Regions from separate parts of the Homo sapiens genome. Here region 2 is linked to region 1. Evidence: chromatin loops called from intact Hi-C (ENCODE). Cell type or tissue: right lobe of liver. All regions are shown on one strand. Region 1 overlaps DOCK11 (dedicator of cytokinesis 11). Region 2 has its middle 32 kb from the start of CT47C1.

The links. Peaks named below come from ENCODE experiments on the same cell type or tissue, not always from the same donor. Only the 100,000 strongest peaks of a DNase experiment are listed, where the experiment ranks them.
Region 2: a loop joins it to region 1, with 5 times the contacts of the local background. A loop is called at or near these places in 1 of 110 quality-filtered maps.

What each region holds. Positions count from the first base shown.
Region 1 is chrX:118,636,238-118,640,237 of GRCh38, forward strand. DOCK11 (dedicator of cytokinesis 11) reads left to right here. Exons shown (of 53, transcript NM_144658.4): 36 at 109-175; 37 at 1,843-1,890; 38 at 3,198-3,340. Among named protein-coding and RNA genes, the nearest start is that of IL13RA1, 89 kb to the right of the region's middle. In right lobe of liver, a CTCF peak has its summit at 1,936 (motif pointing right); no DNase peak of the experiment used is centred here.
Region 2 is chrX:119,039,190-119,043,189 of GRCh38, forward strand. No RefSeq gene overlaps it. Among named protein-coding and RNA genes, the nearest start is that of CT47C1, 32 kb to the right of the region's middle. RefSeq lists an enhancer at 1,441-2,640. In right lobe of liver, no CTCF peak of the experiment used is centred here; a DNase peak (open chromatin) is centred at 2,192; H3K27ac peaks cover 1,712 bases.

The DNA.
Region 1 (4,000 bases):
GATTCACCTTGAGTTGATAGTCCTTGAAGCTACATAGGACTTGGGGATTCACTGTGCTATTTGCTGTAATTATTTCAAGATCTAACACTTTATTTATTCCATTTTCAGATACTCTCTTAACTTACTGGAATAAAGTATCACCTCAGGAGCTCATAAACATTCTTATACTTTTAGAGTAAGTTATATTAATTTATCTTCATATACTTTCCCCTTATTTGGGGAGAATTCAACTGTTACAATTTTTTCTGTTTTTAATAGCTTATTTGCTAATAATGTAGAAAATGTTAAATTATTTTGATAATATAGAGCCTGACATAGAGGTTCTTTACCTGCAGACAGAAGAAAAATGTGAACGTGGAATACTTTGTATACTGCTGAAACTCTAGCTAATAATAAACCATCTTTAAAGCCCAGCAAAAGGCTTTCTGTGATCTGAAAAACTAGAAGTAGTATCATCTGTCGTGCATCATTCATTTGGAACAGATGCTGGATTAGTGGAGCAGTGTAAATGATTGGAATTTAGAATTTGTACTTTCATGTAGAGCTGAGTAATTCTACCCACTGCAGAAATGTGTCTGTGTATTTGTGTGTACACACACACACACACACACACACACACACACACACGTGTATATGTATGTATTCCAAGACTCTTGGGGGGAAACCTAGTCTGGACATGGGAAGTTGTCCTATATTTCATCCTGAGCTATTTTTATATGATTATTGGAAGCTAAAAGAAAAATTAGAGATAGAATGAAATGCAATAAATTTTTAAATAAATAGTACACGTATATGATTTGTATGTGCATGTCTACAAAAACAAAGCATATCAATACAAAACCCTTGGATTAAAGTCTTACAAACTTTTACGGAAAATGTCAGAAGAATAAACAGCAGTTAAGATTTTTTTTTAACTACTGTAATTGTACTGAAATATTTACTAATGAAAATATCTGATGTTGGGGATTTGCTTTAGAAACACAGGGGTAGGGAGGGTGGAGGGATATCAGGGGACCTATTCAGGGCAGAGGTCAAACAAGAATAGCCATGAGTTCAATCATTGTTGAATCTGGGGGATGATTGGGTATGTAGGAGTTAACTATGGTACTCTCCCTACTTTTGTACGCGTTTGAAATTTTTAATAATATAAAGTATTTTAATGCTATTATTTAAAATGTAGAAATTGCCCCAATTTTTAGTGTGGAAGAACCTTTTAGAGATATTATTGACTATGCTGGCGGGCCAGGCGTGGTGGCTCACGCCTGTAATCCCAGCACTTTGGGAAGCTGAGGCAGGAGGATCACTTGAGCCCAGGAGTTTGAGAGCAGCCTGGGCAACATAGTGAGACCTGATCTCTACAAAAAATAAAACATTAGCTGGGCATGGTGATGTGCACCTGTGGTTCCAGGTACTTGGGAGGCAGAGGTGAGAGAATAATTTGAGCCTGGGAGGTCGAGGCTGCAGTGAGCCGCGCATGATCATTCCACTGCCTTCCAGCATGGGTGACAGAGCGAGGTCCTGTGTCAAAAATAAAAAATGACTGATGGAGACCTTTGCTATGATAAGTTACAGAGCATAAAGGGTGATTTGCATTGACAGGTTTTTTAAACCTGTCATTAAAATTGTATATGAAAACATGATGTAATTGTAGCAAATAAATGTAGAAAGAGAATATGGCAAGCCCGCAATTAATTATCTATGTATTTCTGTATAGCAAAACACTTATCATTATAATATGATTTAAATAGGCTATTCTTTGTAACTTATGACTTTTAAAATATCACTTGTTAATCTGTAGAGGATGTTAATATATTACTAACATGCTATTGTTTTTCTTTCTAGAGTATGCTTGTTTCACTTTAGATATATGGGGAAAAGAAACATAGCAAGGTAATTCCCATAGCACTGCAATTTCTACTTTTTCCTTCTCTTCCAACAGAGGGCAATCTTAGTCATGCCATGTAAAACCTAGGTTGCATACTTTGAGTTAACATTGGGATACCGGTGATTTAGTTAACATGTCCCAATTGAAAGTTTAAACGAATGGGAACTTTTACATTTTCAAGCTTCCCAAGGAGTGATGATTAAAGTGATATACAGAGTTTCTACCTTGTGAGATGCTTATCTTTTCTAAAGGAATCCAGAAGAGGCTAGATCCAGGGGAAGGCAGGAAATCATAAAGTGAGGACAACTGTAAGGTCTGTATTTTTGTCTGAAAACTATCAATACTCACCTCAGTTACTAAAGCAAATAGAAATCCCCAACAGCAATTGGGACATAAATGATACATTATCTATTTCCTCTTTTTGCCATGTAAGTCCTAGTGAAATAAATACTTAAGGAAATATTTGAGAGATTCTAAGGTGAAGAAGGTTACTTGCTTATTTCAATGAGATGTATTTTAGGGGTAGAGTTAGTCATTAAAGGAGCTCAAAAACAGTTTTAAAAAATGTTTAATTTTTAAGAGGCTGTGTGGATGGGGATTACTGTTCAGTCTCTGGAACGTCCTAAGGATAGGTAGTTTGGGTGGTGAGGGTTCCAATTTCAACCATGTTTTCCCATAAGTTGGAGCTGGTATGGCCATTGTTACCATGAACCTCAGTCTCTAGGATTCTGTCAACTCTCCCACTACGTTTACTAGAGGATAAACAAACTATTTCTTCCTTAGTCCATGTATGACCCAGTTGTAATTTTTTAAATGGAAACAACATTAAAGTAAAACAAAGAAAAGTTTGTTCATCTTAGCAATGGACATGCTTACAGAGTAAAAATTTCTAATCCAAACTTACCTCAGGTTCAGAAACAGATTAGATTGGCATTCATTCTTGAACATCTGGCTCTAGGAGTTTCCCCTCTCATTTCAACTCTTAGTGAACCTCTGGCTGTCTTCTTCCCACTCTTGCCCTTCCTCACCTCCTGTGAAAAGATTAAATCTTATTGGAGTGTTGGCCACTTATCTCTGATGTTTTTGAGAAGAAGGAGGGAAGTGGAAGCTCTTTCTAAATTCCTTAATTATATTCATATATGCTATTTTAAAGATACATTAAAACTTCATCCAGTTTCTAGTGACACTTCATTTAATCCTTGAGTGTACTACTATGTTTATGTGGAAACCTAATTTTTTTTAGTTAAAAAGATGATAACATTGAGATATGTTATTAGAGCACTCCAGTTCCTGACTTTAAAATTTATTTTAGGGTGCATGATGCCTGGCTGTCAAAACACTTCGGAATAGACCGAAAATCGCAAACCATGCCTGCTCTTCGAAACAGATCAGGAGTAATGCAGGCCCGGCTTCAGCATCTTAGTAGCCTAGAAAGTTCATTTACACTTAATCACAGTAAGTGAAAATGTGTGTGTGGTACCCATTTGACCTTAAAGAAGTCCTGGTTTAAATAATAAAAACTGAAGGTGATGGATACCATAAATACCTTGATCATTACACATTATATGCATGTAACAAAATATCACCTGTATCCCTTAAATATGTATGAAGAAAAGAAGTCCTGGTTTAAATTGCCAATATGATGGGAAATGATTTCCCATACATGTGTTTGCATCTCTCTGCTATGTATATAATCAATTTCATCATACATGACTATAAAATGATAAAATACACATGGATTTTTGAACAATTTTAGGTCATGATGTTTTCTTCTTAGTGTTAAAGAAACTAAATTTTTCCCATGGAATTGCTATTCTCATAATATTTTTATATTGAGTATTCTTCATTCCTACTGTTAGACTTCAATGCAAATATTGACATCTTAATATAATAGTATATGTAATATTTGTTTAGTTACTTTTGGTCATTTAATGATTAGGGAATGAACATGCTGAGTTGACTGCAGAAATCGGTGAATCCTAAATACTAGTTTGGCAAAGGTGTATTTCAGACAGGTTGAAGTATTGACAAGGCAAATAGGGCAAGGAGAGAAATCTTGCCCAACTGCGGAAGCTAGAGGGTTATATAAATGGAAGCTATCCTATGAAAAGCAAA
Region 2 (4,000 bases), 400 kb after region 1:
TCAGATTGGCAGGTGTCCTTTGTCATCTCATAAAGGAATTAAAGTGACCTGAGAAAATGTCCTCTGGGTAAGATCAATGCCACCTGTACTCTGTCCTTGCCCAAACTCTTTCATCAGAGCTCTCATGTGCATCAGCCCTTCCCCACTCCCTTCAAGCCTGTACAGCCTGGGCATGACAATAAATTTGGTCCTTTAGCAATAGCATGTACAACTCCCAGGTTATTGTCTATCCTTTTTGAGAACTCAATAGGATTATTATTATTTGAGACAGAGTGTTACCCTTGTTGTCCAGTGGGAGTGCAATGGTGCGATCTCGGCTCACTGCAACCTCTGCCTCCGGGGTTCAAGCGATTCTCCTGCCTCCTGAGTAGCTGGGATTACAGGTGACCATCGCCACGCCCAGCTAATTTTTGTATTTTTAGTAGAGATGGGGTTTCAGCATGTTGGCCAGGCTTGTCTCGAACTCCTGACCTCAGGTGATCGACCTGCTTTGGCCTCCCAAAGTGCTGGGATTACAGGTGTGAGCCACCATGCCTGGCCAGGATTATTTGATTGGAAATGTGAAAATAAGAAACAAAACAAAAATACCCCAGGAGACAAATTATATTTGTCTAAGGTAGAAGGCTTCGAAGTATTCCCCACTGTGAAAGAAAACATTATACTTAAAATATACCCAATTCTTCATTGAATAGTTGATTTAACTTTTTTTTAATTTAACTTTTTATTGGGGGAAAAAAGGTCAGTAGAGCAAAGGTTTCTATAGCAACCTGGCAGCCGCACCTCTGGTAACCTATGAAATAATTAAGTTGAGAGGTGCAACTAGGTCAGAGAAGAGCTTTATGGGAATCGGCTGACCAATGAGTATATAATTGGAATAAGTGAAGATCACAGCCCACTCACCCAGGAGGAAGCAAGTAGGTCTTTATAAAGGCCCGAGGCTGCATCACTCTTCCCTATTATCAGGAGGGCCTTCACCTGGGGTGAGAGACAAGGCGTGTGCATGTTGTGCCTATGTTTTCAGGATGGGAAGTGGTGGGGAAGTGCATTAAAGAATGAAAAAAACAAAACCTAAGAAAACAGAAAGCTTAACAGAAACATGTTGTTCCTATGTTTTCAGGATGGGAAGCGGTGGGGGAATGCATTAAAGAAGGAAAAAAAACCCACAAAACCTGAGAAAACAGAAAGCTTAAGGTTTGAGTTAGAAGTCTGGCACTACCCAGACTAGACGATCCCTGCTGCTCCTGCTAATCTGGTAAGAGTGGGCAGGCCTCTTTTTGATGGGGGAGAAGGGTCGGCGGGGAGGCCTATTGTTATTCCCCTATAACCGGCTGGACTTGGGAGTAAAGCGATATGTGGACAAGAAAACAGGAAGACCAGGATGGGCATGCTGGCAGTTACAAAAAACCTAGGCTTGGGAACCTGAAGGTTTGCCAACATTAGGAAGGCTGAGCTATCCGAGAGACACATTCCTTTCAGTCCTCATTCTTCCCTATCCTGCAACCTATTCCAACCACTGTAAGTTCCCATTATGCCTACAAGTGGCAGATAAAAAACTGGTACTTAATACAGAGACTGCTGGAAATGAATACCCACCATTAGGCTCTTTTATCTCAGCAACACCTCTGCAAACCGGATGCAAATAGATTAATCAACCCAGTTTCATTTAATGTGGGAATTGCAGAGCATCATACAAGGCAACTGTTTTCTTTTGCATCTGCTGAAGAGCACGAGGGTTGATTTAGAAAAAAATTGTTTCCAGCCTGGGTCACACATTGAAGGAGAGAGAGATGGATTCTCTTTTCTCAGCATCCTGTGGGAGGAAAGCCTGTCGCCTGATCCACATCAGTCCTATCATAGGGGTCAGGGTCCCCATTCTCACCAATCATGCAAATGCCAAAAGACCAGTCTGGGATGCTGCCCAACTTCTTGACCCTGAAAATTGCTTTCTTGTCAACATCATTGCTGTCTCAGAACGCACCTCTGACCTCCCCAATCCCCAAACAGCACACCCAGGTGGCTTATTCGTTACCTTTGATCACATTTGTCTGAGAGAAGGTAGGAGTGCAGGACTGAAGAATGTGTAACTCTGGGGGAGTAGTGGTGAGAGAGGTCAGTTGGGGATAACAACCAGAGCTACAGCACTCATGCGTTGGCTCTAATACTGAAGTCCAGGGTCATTTCCAGCTTGCTGAGTGACCTTCAGTCCTCTATGAGTCACAGCTGCAGCTGAGTCATAGGCAGTGGGAGACAAGCTATGTTTTCCGCTTCTAGGCCTTCTTCCTCATCCCCTCCCATACTCTTCCCAGCTGATTGAGGAAGGAGCTGTGTCTTCTATTATTATTATGACATTTGATGGCTTCGGAGTCATACAGATTTGTCATTTACCACCTGTAGATTACATCCTCTGTCTGAGGTTTAATTTCCTCATCTACAATGAGGAGATAAAATGGTGCTTTATAATATGTCACAGGATTATCGTGAAGTTTAAAGAAGATAAATCATGTAAAAAATGTCTCAAAGTCCCTGTCACACAGTAAGTGCTCGAAGAGTGTGAATCATTATTAAATTACTCCCCCAAATCATTTTGGAAGTTAAATTAGTTGATGAAATCTAATCTTGGAGTCACTGCTATATAGAGGTAAATAGAAGGTTATCTCCACTGTAAATCACTAAATTGGCCATGTGTGTTTAAAATCCATTTATTATGAGTTTGATTAGTGATAATTATCTCCCCAGAACCTCATCACCCTGGAAGAGGAGGCAGTGATCTAATCTAATTTCTGCATCCTAAAAGCTGAGGATCAACCCTCAGCACATGTTGACCCAATCGAAGGCCACATATCCCAAAAAGCTAGGCATGAAACAACACATGGGCTTCTCTCTGAGCTTCCCTAATGCTTGGTAAGGAGTGTATAAATGCATTAACTACCTTCTACCATGAATGTAGTGACTATCTTCTATTAACTACCTTGTTAGACTTCTGTTAGGGTCTATCCCAGGGTTCTCTGTGTTCATACTAACGGAATGATTTGTGCAGCCCATATAGAAGATGATGTCATTGTTCATCACTGTCAGTATAACTTGACCTTTGACCACTTGGGTGCTCCCTGGGTTCTTCTGCACACTTGACCTTTTAGGCATCCCTTGGATGCCCTAACATCATACTCAGCTCTCAATGGAACTGACCAGCTCTCAAATTGAAGGCTATTTTGCGAGGTTCGTTCTCTGGAAACAGCACATTAATCAATATATTCTTTTTTTAGACAGAGTCTCGCTCTATCGCCAAGGGTGGAGTGCAGTGGCACAATCTTGGCTCACTCCAACCTCTGCCTCCCAGGTTGAAGCGATTCTCCTGCCTCAGTCTCTGGAGTAGCTGGGACTACCAGCGCATACCACCATGCCTGGCTAATTTTTGTATTTTTAGTAGAGATGGGGTTTCACCATATTGATCAGACTGGTCTTGAACTCCTGACCTCATGATCCACCCGCCTCGGCCTCCCAAAGTGCTGGGATTACAGGCGTGAGCCACTGTGCCTGGCCTAGTCAAGATGTTTTCTAACAAATTTCTTTATGTTTAATTTGTTTTTTTTGTTTTTCCCTCAAAAGAAAGGAAACTCTGGAAGTGAGCTTCTATGAAATGTTACTAAGTCTTTCCATGACAGATACAGAGATCTAATTTCAGGGCAGTGAGTGCTTTTAATATCCCCCCCAAATCAGTGAAGACCAATTCACCACATAACTTTTCAATCTCAGATTGTAGTCATAGGAAATAGAAAGGCTTCCAGCCTCCAGAGGAAACTTTTTTCCCCCAGAAACAAAGCTTCAGTAATGGCACACACACACAAAACCAAAGGCAAGATCTGTGCGGATATTTTAATTGTTCTAGACACAGTCATCAAAGAACTATCATGTGGGCACCCCTGAAGCACCCCCATGTGTTCCAAATGCAAAGAGTAGAGTCACTTAAATGTTGACAATAAGGTGTGGCCTTGACAGCCTC